2 separate regions of the Mus musculus genome follow, and region 2 is linked to region 1. The links are chromatin loops, found by intact Hi-C in ENCODE. Cell type or tissue: left cerebral cortex. All regions are shown on one strand. Each heading gives the region's core, and the rest is flanking DNA. Links, peaks and the distances in the headings are about the cores only.

Evidence for each region. A loop is a pair of places that touch in the nucleus more often than their neighbours do. Peaks named below come from ENCODE experiments on the same cell type or tissue, not always from the same donor. Only the 100,000 strongest peaks of a DNase experiment are listed, where the experiment ranks them.
Region 2: it touches region 1 in a loop (2.2-fold over the local background); 4 of 42 quality-filtered maps call a loop at or near these places.

Annotation. Positions count from the first base shown.
Region 1 is chr17:84,745,563-84,753,895 of GRCm38, reverse strand. Lrpprc (leucine-rich PPR-motif containing) reads left to right here. Exons shown (of 38, transcript NM_028233.2): 17 at 385-491; 18 at 705-782; 19 at 1,123-1,167; 20 at 1,474-1,587; 21 at 2,542-2,672; 22 at 3,303-3,388; 23 at 4,728-4,935. Among named protein-coding and RNA genes, the nearest start is that of Lrpprc, 41 kb to the left of the region's middle. In left cerebral cortex, for the core only: no CTCF peak of the experiment used is centred there; DNase peaks (open chromatin) are centred at 4,413, 5,298 and 6,463; H3K27ac peaks cover 262 bases.
Region 2 is chr17:84,697,523-84,705,855 of GRCm38, reverse strand. Abcg8 (ATP binding cassette subfamily G member 8) reads right to left here. Exons shown (of 13, transcript NM_026180.3): 11 at 8,294-8,333; 12 at 7,280-7,407; 13 at 5,523-7,194. The coding sequence ends at 7,057. It overlaps Lrpprc (leucine-rich PPR-motif containing), which reads left to right. Exons shown (of 38, transcript NM_028233.2): 38 at 384-609. The coding sequence ends at 440. Among named protein-coding and RNA genes, the nearest start is that of Abcg8, 19 kb to the right of the region's middle. In left cerebral cortex, for the core only: a CTCF peak has its summit at 6,925 (motif pointing left); DNase peaks (open chromatin) are centred at 4,367 and 6,919.

The sequences.
Region 1 (8,333 bases), core at 107-8,106:
AATTTTCAAAATATTATCCACAAAAAATTAGTATAGAACTGTGTGAGGACATTTATTTACACTCACTACGTGTGCTTTGGACAGGGGAGGGTGAGACCTGGGCAGGACCACTTCTGTCACAGAGCAGTTGAGAGAATAGATTGAAGAAAGATTCAGTGCTGAGAAGCTGTCACTCGGTCTGAACATAATTAATATTCCTTTCACTCAGCAGTTAGAGATGCGCTCCCACACCACAGTCTCTATGCCTCAGTGATCACTGTTGCCACCTCAGAGCCTCTCATCAGGGTGACATCGCATACCAGAGTGATTTCTTATAAATTAATCTTGATAACATGACAGTCTCGGTAATTTTAGTGGAATGCTTTCTCTTGTTTTTTTCCACAGAAGCTGTTGGCTATTTTCTTTATAACTTGATTGACAGCATGAGTGACTCAGAGGTACAGGCCAAGGAGGAGCGTTTGAGACAATACTTCCATCAGCTGCAGGAGATGGTACCATTTCATTTTTGCTACATACTGCCTGTCTTGCCTGACATGTATCTATTAGGTTTCAAATGCTGCTTTTAAGTACACCCGGACTGCTTCTCAATGACACTCGAGAGTTAGAGACTTAAATTATGTCTGAGGTAATCTCTGTTAGAGAAATTTCAGGTTGGTTGTCTCAAACTCAGCGTTTTCTTTACCCCCTCCCTTTCCTTCCCACAGAATGTTAAAGTTCCTGAAAACATCTACAAAGGCATTTGTAATTTGCTGAATACCTACCATGTTCCTGAATTGATTAAGGTGTGTGGGTGTAATCCATCAAACTTTATTAATTGCTTCATTTATATGTAGAGACTTTTTTAAATGTTACTTAAATTTAACTTGAAGGGTCAAAATTTTTCTGTTCAAAAAACAACCATAAAAATAAAGCTTTTATTGATTGCTGGTAGAAACTGTTTATATATTAAAGGGTACATCTAAAACATTACAGTGATTAATGCAATATGAATAGGATTCCTGCAAAAATTTAGAAAGGTAGCATTAAAGTGAGGTGGGGGCTTGTAAAATTTGCCTTTAATATTCACTAACATATTTTCCCCTATTTTTTCTAATTCTGTACTAATTTGATTCCCAATTTTAGGATATTAAGGTTCTGGTTGACAGAGAGAAGGTAGATTCTCAAAAAGTAAGTAGTATCTGACTTTGTTGGTTTTTTTTTTTTTTCACTGCTTCTAATGAGAATTCTAAATAGTGTCCCTGCAAGGGATCTTGTCTGTCTCTGAGATGGTAAATCTATTCGCCATCCCAGAAGAACATGAACATCTAGGATGATCTAGGAGAGAGTTGTGAACTCCCCCCCTCTGCAGACCTGAGATTAATATTTAATATCCCTTGGGGCATTTATGACAGAGAGAGAAGCAAGGCACTCCCAGGGCTGAGTGATAAGGGCTGTATTTCCTTTCCGTAGTAAACTTTTGTTCTTCCCATGTAGACTTCTCAAGTTACCTCATCTGATTTGGAATCAACACTTGAGAAACTCAAAGCTGAAGGCCAACCTGTAGGATCTGCCCTGAAGCAGCTCCTGCTGCTGCTCTGCTCAGAGGAGGTAACCCTGACAGTCCTTTCCTTTTCACGCGTGCGTGCTTTCGCGTGCTTTCGGGGTGAGACACTCTATAGACCACAGTAAGTCAAACCAAGTATAATGTTTATGAATTTTACACTTTATTATTATGTGTCATGCTTGAGAACGGTTCAATTAAATGAAAGGCTAACTAATTTCAGCGACACCTTGAATGACATGTTTTCAGGTTGCTGTAGTTTTGTTTATGATAATCTGCAAAGTGAATGATAGTAACAGCGTGATAGGTTTATCATACATGCCAAGTGTCCTTTCAAGCCATGGCTCCGGTCTCTCATATCCAGATTGTCAAGCAACTGATCCATGCTGGAGTCATTTGCAAGTCAAATACAACACGCTTGTTAATGCAGGGATTGAAATTCCATTTCCTGCTAGGAAAAAGCTTTCTGAGATAAAGGGTCCCTTGCCTTCTCCAGCAGGCCTGCAGCTGCCCCTTGTGTTCGTGTTAGTGTGTCTGCAGTTTGTTCTGTATCACTACACTTGGGAGTTTCTGCTTGAATAGGATTGTTCACATGCCTGTGAATGTTTAGGGGAGAAGTGTACTGTGACTACACTTTGAGATGACGTCATGGCCCTGTTACATCCCAACCAGGTTTCGTCACATTGCTTGTATTCTGAACTATCTGAGGGGCTTTTCAGTTCTGTAGATTTCTACCTCTGGAAATTAGACTGCTAGAGAAGACTTGGAAAATAGTGTAATAGTCTAATTTTAAATTACAGATAAGAAATCTTTTAAGCCCTGCATATATATATAAAAACTGGCTTGCACATGCACACCCTTAGGGGCAGAAATAAGAGTATGAAACCATTTTTTTTTTTTCAAAATACTGTCAACTTTTTTAAAACTCTGAACAACACAACAAAAAAATCATGGTATTTTACCTTTTTTTTCTCTCTTTTCACTAAATCCTTTTATTGTAGAATATGCAAAAGGCCCTTGAGGTGAAAGCAAAATATGAGTCAGACATGGTTATTGGTGGCTATGCAGCATTAATAAATTTGTGCTGTCGACATGATAATGCAGAAGATGCGTGGAACTTGAAACAAGAAGTGTAAGTGCCTTGCAACTGGAATAAACCAGCAGATGTATAAAGTGCCCTGATGCACTGAATGGATTGAAGATTGCTCTTACATTCTTGTAAAAGTTCTTTTGTTTTCAGTGTTTGTTTAAGTCCCATGCTGGAAGGGCTCCTTGGTTACTGATGTCATACTTCCTGCAGGGCCTTTTCAGTTTAGTAGAACATTCTAGTTCCCAAGCCACGGCATGCGGCAGCGGCTTCCAGTGAGCTGCGGCCCGTCCGTTCCCTTGCCCTGTAGTGCTGCACACAGTCCTGTCTACCTCCAGGCAGCTTGCGTTTCTTTACTACCAGATTCTAACATGGAGATAAGTAAGTGTAGGTATTTGGGTGGTCACAGTGAAGGCTAGAACATGAAAAGACCTGTAAAGACAAAGTGTGTCTTCAGTATCTTCCTGTGCAGCCAGGCAGTGTGTGCTTCTGCAGTCCTCCTTATGCATTCATGACTGTAAATAACTTCGAATTGATACATGGTTTCAGACACGTTATGTGTCAAGGCGGGTATCGCAATGCAGACTGTTTGGTTAGTTTTTGGAAAGTGATCAATTGACTATGACTGTCGTTTTTATAGTTAATTGACTCCCATAACTCTGGCTTATTTTATAGTGACCGCTTAGATGCTTCGGCTATTCTTGACACTGCCAAGTACGTAGCCCTTGTAAAAGTACTGGGAAAGCACAGCAGACTCCAAGGTAAGCCCCAGGACATGGGGGAACTCTGCGATGCCAGTCCTTACCCTGGATTCACACGTGAATTGATATTAATGGCTATCATGCTCTACAAAGTGCTTGAACACTTTGCATACAAATTTGCATGTGAATCCGAGCAGCGACTGCATGGGCAGTGCAGGCCATTAGTTTTAATGGATAGGCAGGCTTGTCATTTACTTTTGCACAGCTCAGTGCCTTTTGCATTTCTGCAGCTAGTTTTTATTAGCATTGCTGTTTGGACTGAGTTTGAAGATCATGACTTATGGCACAGTTTGCTTATGTGCCTGCACTAATGGCTTTGTTTTTGCTTAAAAAGATCTGAAGGCTGAACCTAAAACCTGCAAACACAACCTGATAGATATGGACCTGAACTGCCGAGTTTTGCCTTAACCTTTAGTAACAGTAACAAGATGGATATTTTAGTTGAAAAGCGAATTTGATTACATGGATGATTTACATGCTCTAATTTCCTCGTTGGAAAATTGCTAACCCTAATAATCTAATTAATTGCACTTGCTATGCAGTCTTCCTGTTGCTAGTTCTTGGTCCTCTTAGCCTGGTACCAGAACTTGGTCCTTACATTTCCTCTCTTTTATTTTCAGAAGAGACGGAATGGGAGCTTTTTTTGATTTGAATGTTGACATTTTTCCTAGGAAGTCTTTCTAACACAAATTAGTCTGCTTTTTAAAATTAGTTTTTGTAAAGTGGTCAAAACATTTTGTCTGTATAATAATTGAGAAGAAACATTATAAAAGTGCACTTATTCCATATTCTAAACTGTTTGTTTGTACCTTCCTAATGAAGCTTAATGAATCTAATGTATTAGTATGCAGTCTTTTGGAAAGCTTTCATTGGCTCTGCTTGGCTAATTAGTATCGACATAGCAAACAGGCCGTATCGGTATCAGACCATTAGTCTGGCTGAAGATACAGTGTAAACACATCTTTATTATCTGGCCTCCTGACAAGCCATCTGCCGAAGAAACAATGGTGTGATTTAGCAGATGTTAGCTCTGAACGATAAAAGCATCCATTTAGCAGGATCTTACAGCTACAGGGCAGACCATGCAGGGCTGCGTGGTGCAGAGTGGGCACACGGTCCCTATCTGTAATTTGTAGTCAAAGTTGCAGGGAAATGATAAAACCATGCTATTGTGGATTTATAATTGTAGTCTCGTTTAGAAATGCAAGTAGTAATTAACTCGAAATCGGCATTATACACTAGAATTTACATTCCTGCTGGGCTCGAAATGCTGGTCTAATAGCAGTTTGTTTTCCCTATGTGAAATTACCTAAGGGTCTTTTGTGTTACTTCATTGTAGATGCTATTAACATTCTAAAGGAGATGAAAGAGAAGGATGTTGTTATCAAAGATGCAACAGTCTTGTCCTTTTTCCACATCCTCAATGGTGCAGCTTTAAGAGGTGAAATTGAAACAGTAAAACAGCTGCATGAAGCCATCGTGACTCTTGGGTTGGCAAAGCCGTCCAGCAACATAAGCTTCCCGTTGGTCACTGTGCACCTGGAAAAGTAAGCTCATTGCACTTTGGATTTGGGATGTCTGGGCCTTTGCTCTGCAAATACTCTGGTGATTAGAACCCTTGACTCATTTGTTGATGTAGAAGGAAACCGAGGTAGACTAGGAATCCCTTTAGACACCAGCAGCCCAGCGGCTGTCTTTTACCTGTCAGTGGAGGTCTCTAGTGACTCTTGTTGTTTAAAGAGCGTATAATGGTATTATATGAAATTGTATCTGTGGTCGGGTGTGGTGGTACACACCTATAATCCCAGCACTCTGGAGGTTGAGGCTGGAGGCTGATAGCAAGTTCAGACCCGTCCGAGTTGTGTAGTGAGTTCTAGGCCAGCCTTAGCTACAAAGCAACGCCTTAACTCCAAAAACTAAAAACAAGCCAGACATGGTGGTGCATGCCTTTAATCCTAGCACATGGGAGGTAGGAGGCAGAGGCTGGCACATTTCCGAGTCCTGGGCCAGCCAGGGCTATAGTGTGAGAACTCTAAAGAAATGAATACATAAATACAAAGTTTCCTCTAACCTTTGAGTCTGATAAGTGCTGGTTATTAATGACTATAATAAACTAAGATCCTCTGGAAGGCTTTCTCCTTATACCGTGTGGTTGTTATCCAGGGAATAAACAGAGACCTCTCCTGGCATTCCTCCTCTGTTTGCTCGGTAACCACACGTACCAGGATACGAGTCCATCTCTGAGAAGTGTTTCTCTTTATGGGAAATGAATTTTGTTGAAAAGGCAAGATTTTCTGAGATTGGAATTTTTTTCCTTTGCAAATGCCCTTGTTGGTTGGTGCCCAGTTTAAGGCGTTACTTGCAGAGCAAGTCAGTGTTTCTTCTAACAAGGAGAAAGAGCTATAAGGTTGGCCAAGCACCCTTCCTTTCCTTCCTTTCCTTCTAGATTTGTTTGAATTTCCTACTCCTTGCCTGTGTGTCATTTATTCCCTGGCTGAATATAGTTTATAATCTGCTTGTTTTGTGATTAGGATTTCCTAATTTTTCTGTAGTATTGTCCTATCAGTGTTAGAGCAAAAATGACTTTTTATCTTTTAATTGTTCTCATTGCCTGTCATCATCTCTGTTAGTTTTAGTATTATTAGCTAGTATCGTGACTATATATGATAATGATAGTGTTGGGTTTAAAATAGGGAACTGAAAATATCTTTTCTAACTAGTTTCCCATTAGAAAAAAAAAAGAAAGAAAGAAAATGTATATTTGTACATTGGACCTGCACACACCCAAAAGAATTGCTTGGCCATCTGCTCATAGGCGTCCTCAGGCTAATGCTGTACAGACCTTCACTTCACCTGTCGGGCGCATTCAAACAATTGCTGCTACTGAGTTCTCCAACTCACAGCAACTTTAAATAGAAATCCTATAATTAATATGCTTCCTAGTGGATTTTCTTGATTGTTTAAAAGGCCCATCTCTGCAAATTGCTTGTGGAACTCTACACGGGGATTTGAAAGAAATGGGCCCAGTGCCCAGAAGAGTTAGGCCCTCCTACACCACTGGGCAAAACCGAGTAACTAACAAAGAAATGAGGCCATGGTAGAAAAGTATCTTATAGACAGGGCCACTTTGAAGGCAGAGGAGACGTGAACGGTTTCCAAAGAGGTCTGCAGACGGGGCTCCCAAACCAAGGGGCAGTGTTGGGGTTGGCACTTGCTCACAGCCATCAGGTGCTTGTCTCTGCCTCGTTTGGCTGTCTTTGGGGAACTCTAAGTCAGGACCTTTTTTAAATGGCACCGTTGGTCCCGATACTTACAGGAGTCATCCCCTTCTGTGTTCACTTGTGGGAGGTTTTGTTTGGGTATTATTCTGCTCCTCTCTCTCTCTCTCTCTCTCTCTCTCTCTCTCTCTCTCTCTCTCTCTCTCTCTGTGTGTGTGTGTGTGTGTGTTTACAGAGACAGTCTCCCTGACAAGGTCTTTCTGTTTGATCTGTCATACCAAAACCATTATGTTGACTGCCCTAGATTTGTGAAAATAATAAAAATGAAACAAAGGAAGCATCATATTTAAAATGCTACCCCCACTGTCCTTCCCCCCCCCCCCCAAAAAAAAAAGGAAAAAGGAAAAAAATTCTCTGGTAGCATTTCATCAGGAAAAACTGGGATAAAATACTGACTTGGAAACTTTAGTTGAATTATGTTTTGCCTGACTGATAGAAGAAACCTAACTAACTCAGAATCATGACAAGTGCAGGATTAACTATGCCGAGCCTCCCAGACAACCACAACTGTCTGATTTGATTCCATAGCATTCACTTTTTAGTAATATCACAGAATTAACTCTGCAGGTTATGAGCTCATCTGCAAAATGAGCCTTTATTCACACTCGGGATAAAATTATGAAAACAATTTCAGCACATCATTTTAAAGATCTTCCTTGTTTCATTTAAAGGCCAATGTCTTTCCAGGATGTCACTGCAAAAGACTAAAGGGAACATCATTTTCATATTACAGTTCTGACGCAAGTCGTCAAGGGTCTGTCAACTTGCATGTTGAACTGACTTTAAATATTTGAATAAAACCCAGAGGAAACAATAGTATGTTAGTTTATGTTATTTGTGTACTGTAAAAGTGCTTTGTGGTTTTAGAAATAATACATTTTGTTAATATGCATTTGTCAAGGGAGACCATAGGTTTATGTAATTATAAAGCATTTGGTAAACTAACCTGCTTTTATATTACCCACATGATAATGTTAATGTTGACCAGAAAGGAAACGGGGCTCAATTGCTCGTGTGCTTCCTTCTTACTGTTGCAATCTGTAAGCCTTTATCTATATATAGTCCAATTGAATACTCCTGTAAATGTTTTGTGTTTTATTGTGAATTTTATATATTTTATTACACTCCTTCTTGACTTAGGGAGATGACAGAGGTCCGCTGTTATTAAAGGGAAAGGAACTTGTTTTAAATGAGTTAAAACAGTGTCTGTGTAGTCTTCCCGCTATAGTAAACGAAATGAAGAAGAGTGTGAGGTGCCTGCTCAGATCCTCCTGTGTCACACCAGCCGTTGGTTTTGTTGCGTGTGTAAAAGTGTCTGAGGCCGTTGCACTGGATTCTATGGGGACGGATGACTAAAGTGCTGTGATTTCAGCTTTCCATTAAGGAGTTTTTGTGTGTGCTGATTTGCGCTATAATCTAGAGATGAACAGATATTGTTTACTTCTCTTCCCAGAGCTTTTGCTAAGTTAATGTTGAGTTCTTCATAAATGTCAGAATCTCCCTAAGATGAACTGGTAAAAATGTAAATGTTGAAATGGTGTAGCCTGATTATATACATCTTACATAAATGAGAGGCGCGCTGTAAAATGCCGGCTGTTGAGTGGTAAACACTCCCCTTCAATTTGAGCATCTTCATTTGTACTGGATACTTTTATTATATGTGGGAA
Region 2 (8,333 bases), core at 26-8,025, 48 kb after region 1:
CCTGAGTATACTCTATGACTAGGAGAGTGAAGAGAAAACAGGTTGAATAATTTCCAAGAAGTAGGTGTCTGAGGATCCGTGGGAGAGTGACCGTGGGCTGGGGTGGGGTGGCCTGGGGTGGACACAAGGTGTGTTACAGACCTTCAGCTGTGGCTTTATCAAACTTTCTCAGGCATTTTCTACATAAGGCCTGACTTAGCCCTGGTGCTCTAATGCAGAGCTTGAGGCTTTTGAACTTGGCATTTTGCAAACACAGAAGACTGCCCAGGCTGAAAGCTTGGGTACTCGGCTGCGGCCAAGCGGCAGGGACCCCGTGCTCACTGCTTTAAAGTCTGCATTCTGCTTGCTCGTAACTGTCATTTCTCTCTCTCTCTCCTTAACAGGAAAGCTTTGCATTTTATATAAAGCAACTAAAGGAAGCAAGGGAAAGCCCTTCATGAGAGAAGCAGCGCGGCTGTGTGTGTGTCTATGTGTGTGTGTGTCTGTGTGTGTGTCTGTGTGTGTGTCTGTGTGTGTGTGTCTATGTGTGTATATGCGCGCGCACATGCCTATGTCTAAATGTTATTTCTAAAATGTACTTGAGAGGAAAATAAACCAATGAAAATGTAAGTGTTTATGTATTTTTTTATATATAAAATACACCATTCACCACTGTATTGCCATAAGAATATAGATTTAGTCGCTGGGCCTTTTGCGGGGGTTGTTTATTTCCTTTTTTCTAAACATAAATTGATGACATTTTCTTTAAGGTCTCAGAGCGCCAAGGGTCCTTGCTGAAATGTAGTGGCTGGAGCGCCCCCTTTTTGGTTTCAGGGTTTTGTTTGTACAAGCTACTGTGATTCATAAGAGAATAGACTAAATGCTGGTTTGTAAATTTGAGAATAGACAGTAGTCCAGCATTATTCTAATGCTTGTTAGAGCCTACATGTAAGACTTTGAAGCAGATTTAAGATGGCGAAGTGACCAGCAGATGTTAGAAAGGCTTTTGTTGGGAATTACTCTTAAAGTAAGCAAGCAAAGTCCTTCATTCTAACAGTAGCCATCTTTCCAACCTCGTGAGCGTGCAGGTGTACGTTCATGGACCAAAGGCCAATATCATTTAAATGAGAATTTCTCTGAATAAAGTATATTTTAGTACTTGTGAACTGCCAATTTTAAAGATCCTATCAAATATTTATATGATGGCTTGAAGCCATCTCAAAGACCCGTAGTCTTGAATTTTTAGTAGAAGTGTGGAGATGTCCGGCTTGATGTGAAGAGCCAGTGAGTGAGTTAGCTGTTTGCTGTGCTAAACTGGGTCTCTGAGGAGCAAAGTTGCCAGGAATTGAGAAGTAGATCTAGGTGTGGTGGCACACACATTCAGTCCCAGCACCAGAGGCTGAGGCAGGAAGAAGATCTCTGAGTTCAAAGCCAACCTGATTTACATATTTAGTTCTAGAACTCTTGTCTCAGGCAGAAACAATTGAGTTCAGATGTGTTGACACTCCAAGGGGAGGAGCATCTTTTACACACTGCAGAGATGGTCACAGAATTCAGAAGCACTCGGCCATCAGTATTACCTGTCCAAGGCTCCCATGGCTGCATGCATCTCTCATTACCTTCTGAACAGATTGTGAACTCTGGCTCTTGGTCCCATAGTCCCACAGACCCGCAGCATCACATCAAATTGAATCAGGTATATTGAGTTCCATGGCTCCTAAGCACTGATTACCATACCAGGCACCCCTCTTGCCTGATTATCAGGATAAGAAAACCTAAGTCAGTTTGCGTAGGTTTGCAGCAATAAGTCAGATATAAGCTAGGGCTTCCTAAAAAGTCTTTTTCTTGAGCTGGAGAGATGGCTCAGTGGTTAAAAGAACTTGTTGCTCTTGCAAAGGACCTGGGTTCAGTTCCCACCCAGCACCCATATGACTGCTTACAACATTCTGTGTGTGTAACTCGACTTCCAGAGTGTCCAGTTATGGTCTCCTTGGACACCGCATGCACATGCGTGTTAAGCGCACATATATGCATTTAAATGCAGGCAAAAACGAAGGTAAAATAAAAATGTGTTTTTCAAAGTCTTTCCCACTGGGCATAGTTGTAGATGCCTTTAATCCCAGCATTTGAGAAACAGAGGCAGGTAGGTGTTGAATTCAAGGCCAACCATGACCATACAGACCCTGTCTCAAAAAAAAAAAAAAAAAAGAAAGAAAAAAGTAACCATGAGAATACAAAACTAAGGCAGTCCAATTAAAAGTCTAAAACAACAAAACACCCTTCACACTGATACAGTGTTACCAGTTTCTGGACATCTTACACTGAAAAACGTTTTTTTCTTCTATTTAATCCAATAGCCAGTGCTTGGTATAATCAAATTTATGAGTCGCAGCAAATTATAGACAAGCTTTATGTTGCAAATCACTTTCTGGTATAATCACGCCTGCAGTCCACAGTGCATGCATTCTGCACACCTCCCTCATGGCTTTCAGCACAATTTTCATTTAATATTTGCCTCTCTGAAAAAAATATTTGTAGAATTTCTAAGCAAAAGCAACATTTCTTCAAGTGTGGTGGAACTGATAACCACAGGAGGTCCAAAATCACGGTAATTTATCGCTTTGCTGTTGTACAATCATGCGTGGGAGTGTTTCCATTAGAAATGTATCCTGCTTTCAGGCCAGCAGACTTTACAAAGCCCACATTATACAGCCTGAGTACAAATAGAGAACGTGGCTGCATTAGCAGAGTGAAAGCAGCCAGTTCTCTTTTGCATACGGATTAGAAACAGCAGCCCCAGGTAAGACAGACTCCAGACTTCCTGCTCTTGCAAGCTGCTTTGCACAGTCGCTGGAGCTGAAATCCATCTGTAGCATCTTCACTGACCCTGCCCGGGCAGCCACTGGAGACCATTCTTGGCCTGTTTATTCTTTCCAAAGCCCCGGGGTTCTTCTAATGTTCTGCAGACCTACCTGGTGGGTTCACAGTGGGCCTCATGGGGTGAGCCCCATGGATTTCAGGCCGTGCTTCCTTGCAAGCTCTGTTTACGAAATGCCTGGTTTGTGCACACTGGACAGTTCCCCTCCATGTGCTATTCTTTGGTCCCCAAAATGTAGCTCAGTTGGGAGGGTGGATCTGAGGCCCAAGGAGTCCTCCAAAACAAAAAGCTTTGTCAGTGAGGCCAGCTGATCATGATGTGAAATCTGTAAGTTGATGACCTCAGATACTTGTCACTGTTGGCGACCTTTCAACTGTGTTCTGAAGTCAGACCTAGCACATTAGAGATTCTGTGCTGCAGTAATGAAGTTAACAGAAGAAAAGAAGAGAAAATAAGGCTTCCCTTTTCTAGCAAGGAACAGCAGAGCTGTTTTTCAGTTTGGAGAAACAACACTTCAACTCTACAAACAGACAAGGCTGTCATATACAATAAACAAGCAGGTCACCTAGCCAGTGGACAGCAGGCAAGTGCTGAGAAAGCCTAACCCACTTCCTGAACGCTTCTCTTTCATTCCGAGCTGGAAGCCCCACACACTGCTGTACCACTCTCTGTACCAGCCTGCCCTCCCTAACACGGACACTGAACGTTGCTCTGGACCATGGCTGGCAATATTTGTTTTAGGTTTGGGTGTTGGGGCTTGAGCCTCAGGCTTTTGATTTAATTACCTCTTCTGCCACCAAGCTCTTTACCCTAGCTGTTCACAGGAACCGTCCTAGATGACCAGTTTATCAAACACAAGTGACATCGGAGGTAAGATGGGAGCCGACATAAGGACATTTTCAGGCACGCACACTGAACTGTTGTCCAAATAACTTATATCTGCAGCAAAATACCCAAGGGCTTGCTTCCTTTGCAGCCGGCTCCTCCCGGTGCCTCATGGCTGGTGTGCCCTAAGGAAGCTGCTCCCCTGTGCCAGGCCACGATTTTCTGCTAAGTAATTTGAGTGTTGGAAGGACCCTTGGATTTGACATACTTTCAGTATGTTCTCTGTATGTAGTTTAATCTACATTAAAAAAAAAAAAAAAAAAGCAGGATATCTACCCCTGTAGACAGGTCAACCCAGGGAAAGATTATTTTAAGTATCTTTAAGAGCAAGAGCGGTTTTAAAAAATTACAAAAACATAGATGATTATTTTCAGTTTAATTGTTAGTTCCCCATCAATAGTGTAACTTGAATTTGGAAAGTTTACAGTGTACATTTTATAACTTCCTCTTTGGATTAAGAGTCTGCAAGCTGCAGCCTCAGGCCAAGTCTAGGAGCTATGTGCTTCTATAAGCTGTTTTACTGAAACACACCCACATCTTCCACATTCTACTGTGGTTGCAACAGTTCACATCAGCACAGCCTACTGGCAGGCTATATGGCTATCAAAGCCTAAAATATCCTTAGCAGAAAAAATTTACAACCCACAAGAAAAATCTGCCCCTTTGCAATGAAGATAAGGGGCACTGGATAGTACTGGATGTTCCTAGCACCCCGGCCTTTCTCTTCCCGGGCCTTGTGTGCCCTGGAGAACATTGGAGTTAGAGCCTAGGATGCATCAACACCAGCTATGATGCACTCAGACAGGATGGAGGACTCCTGCTCTGTGGGCAAGCCTGAGTTTCAGCATCTTTGGTGCTCTGAGTTCTGGGTACCACAGCATACTGAGTGACAAGCTTACAAAGTCAGATGACTGCTTTCTGCTTCTTCTACACTTCTCCATCCAGGCCTAAAGACAGTGGGTTACCAAAACAGAGCTGGGACCTGGGGAGGGGCTGCAGAACAGACTGGAGGCTCTGCAGATAGAGTCATGCATGGGGAATGAACCAAAGGGAGAGTACAAACAGGACTCATCAGAAGAGGGATGGACACAGAAACCAGGTGTCTCCCATGCACAGACTGGGGAAGCTGTTAAAGCGAGTGCTGGATGAACTAGAGTATGAACACGAACACATACGCAGTTAAGACTGAGTACACACATGCACATTTGCACACGTGTTCACTCACTGCCCACTGAGAGTCCGGAAGTAGCGATGCACAGCAGCCGAGCAGACTCATTCACTTCTGGGCTCCTATCTATCTTTCCCCACTAAAAAGTCAGGTTTCTACAGAGAAGCATCCAACCCCAGGGCTGAGCTTGGAAAATTCAAGATGATCCCTGATCCTCAAATACTTTGTTTTGTTAGAGTTCCCAGTGACTGAAAGGAACATGATTAAGAAGATACATCCAGGCGGTGGTGGCGCACGCCTTTAATCCCAGCACTTGGGAGGCAGAGGCAGGCGGATTTCTGAGTTTGAGGCCAGCCTGATCTACAGAGTGAGTTCCAGCATAGCCAAGGATACACAGAGAAACCCTGTCTCGAAAAAAAGCCAAAAAAAAAAAAAAAAAAAAAAAAAAAAAGATGTAGAAGCCAACTTGAGTATTTCACGGGCTAAATCAGGGACAATCTGAGTACTCAAACTAACAATGGCAATGGATTACAGCTTGCTAAAATAAAATGGGACTCCACGAGTATATAATTTATTGCATAGGAAGAATGAACAAGCCATGGTCTCCAGGCATGGTATCCAAAAGCTTTATTAATTATGAAAAGAGGGAACCGAGGAACGTGGAGGGGTCCAGCAGACGTGCCTTCTGTCAGGCAATCAGAGTCAACAGCACGCAGCAACTGGGAGCCAACCGTGTGCCGCCTGATGGGACACACTAGGGAAAAACCAATTTCATTCCTGGATATTCTGACCCAGCCAGGATTTAACTGAGAAATGCCCCCAGATAAATCCAAATTAAAAGCTACCCTATAAAGCCAGCGGGCACTGAAGAGCTAGCTCTTCCAAACTGAAAGAAGCAATCGGAGGGTGCTTTTGACTCTGCTCTGCATGAGGGCCCTGTGGCTCTTGTGTGACATCTATGCAATGGATGGTGGCAACAGGGCTGTGTGGACTCCCTGAGGCCAGTGGATGCTGTGGAGCTGCTGCTCACACTGGGGTCTGAACACAGGATGCTGAGTCCACGGATCTGGGCAGGCCTGGGATTTTGCCTACCTCATCAGCATTCACTGACGTCATGGACCAATCAGGACCTGGAGAACCAGTGGAGAACACCTCTCCTGGCCTCAAACACTCTCCCCGCTGGTTCTTTTCATTCCAGACGAGTTTTCCTCTGGGAGCAAGCCCCTCCCAGCTCCATGCTTTGGGTCGGGGGCCCGGGGTGGGGGGCCAGGGGTGGGGGTGGGGTTCCTTGACACAGGCATGAAGCACGCAATCTGGATGTGCAGCAAGCAGCGCATCTCTGGCCACTGTGAAAGCCGATCCTGAGCCCTGGCTAGGGGGATGCAACTCTGAGGCCTGGCTGAGCTCACACAGACTCTGCAAACTGTTTCTAGAGGCATCTCGGGCCTGGCGTTTTGCTCTGTAACGCCCAAGGGTCTTTTTGATTCCATCACAAAACACTTTGTAAGCTGAGACAACTGGATTTGTCTTTGCCACCGTGTCCTCACCGAAATAACAGGATGCTGCTCACATCAGTGGGTTGCTCCAAGAATAAATGACAATAGCCACACATCATATTTTATACCGTACCCGTTGATTAAATGCTCAATTAACTCTCAGCTGTCCAACTTTGGGGGTTGGAGTCCATGAATCCACGCAGAGATAAGCGAAAAACATTTTGCTAGTTTGTTTTAGGTCGCCCTTTGTATTGGGAGTGGCTTAACAGTGTGAGAATGGTAGAAGAGAAAGTTAAACACTTTGCTATAAACCACTATCCTCTCAGGATTCCAGAAATTTCTGCATAGCCTAGCTACTCAATTCATATATAATTGGTTCCCATTCCATACTGGGTTGTTTATTTAAAGATATAAAATGCATGAGCAACGTACCTGGTTTCTCTCTCTCCCATCACAAGCCTGGGCCTGGGAGCAGAAACACCTCTCAACTGTCTTTATTCTACTGCCATCCTGTGGCTGACCTGTGCCACTGCAGCACTAAGAGGTGGCTGCTGCCTGAGAGATCTGTGTGAGCCTTGTCCCCAGTCCGGCTCCTCCTGGGGTGGCCAGCCCCGGGAAAAGGGTCCCGCCAGTGAGAGCAAGGCTGAGTATCACCAGTCTTGAATTGACTTCTGTTTGATGAGCTTCAAGGATAGATAGTACAGGAACAGGAAGCCGTAGCTGATGCCGATGACAATGAGGTAGATCGCATAGAGTGGATGCGAGTTCAGGTCCATGGCACTGATCATCTGCGGACAGACATTTGGTGAGCGCCCAAGGACGCTGTCCCCACAGTAGCACTTGAATTTAGAACTCCCAGCCTTCGCTACGTACCGTGTCTCCGAGGATGGAGAAGGTGAAGTTGCCGATTTGTGTGGTGTAAAGGTGTCCATTAAATTGAATCTGCATCAGCCCCGAGAAGCACCACCGGAGGAACGACAGCTTGGAGATCCATGCAGGCACTGAAGACAGCAAGAGCTATGTTACTTACACGGTCTCTGCTCCTCTGGAGAGAGGACTCATGCTAGCTGTGGCCGGAAGAGTCCTCTAAGGACCAAGGAGCAAAAGAGACAAGGAGTAACAGCTGTGACTGGGGACCTATGCTGAGAGGGCCAAGAACAAGGGACCTACATGTTGGATTGCTACTTACTCTGGACAGTCATTTCATTATATGCTGCATATGCCCAGCTTCACAGGATACACCACACCAGAGACCCTGGCCCTGGGGAGCACTCTGCTGGAAGAGGAGGACCCTGACCCCGGGGAGCACTCTGCTGGGAGAGGAGGACTCTGACCCTGGGGAGCATTCTGCTGGAAGAGGAGGACCCTGGCCCCAGGGAGCACTCTGTTGGGAGAGGAGAAAGCTGCAAATGTCAGATGTCAGCAAAGGCTGGCTGAGGAGAGGGTATCAAAGCCGGGAAACGGTGTATACAGAAAACAGCCTAGTGGGCTCCACAGTGAGAAGGTACTGGAAGCTTTACAAGAGCTGGGGACTGGGGGGCATTGGGAACTAGCAGCTCTGAGAGGCTTTGAACAAGAGCTTGTTCCCGAGAAAGCTTGATCTGCATAGGTGAACATTGCAAAGGCCACCGAGAGACCAGGTGGTTATGGTGGCTCTGGGTTCAACGATGAGGGAGGGGTCGGGTTGAAACTGAGGGAGCACTCAGGCCTGGCTCACTGGCGAAAGTGGTGGGGGAGTCAGGTGACCACTGGGTGTGCGTCCTGTCCCATAGCCTGCTGTGCATCTGGCAAAGGCCTGGAGAGACCTAACTGTTGCAGACTTAAGCAGCCACAGAGGCCTACAGACGCTTGGCTAAGGGGGGCGGGGGGTGGGGCAGCAGGCCTCACCTATCCACAGGTTGTCCAAGTTTATCATGAAGCCGGCAGT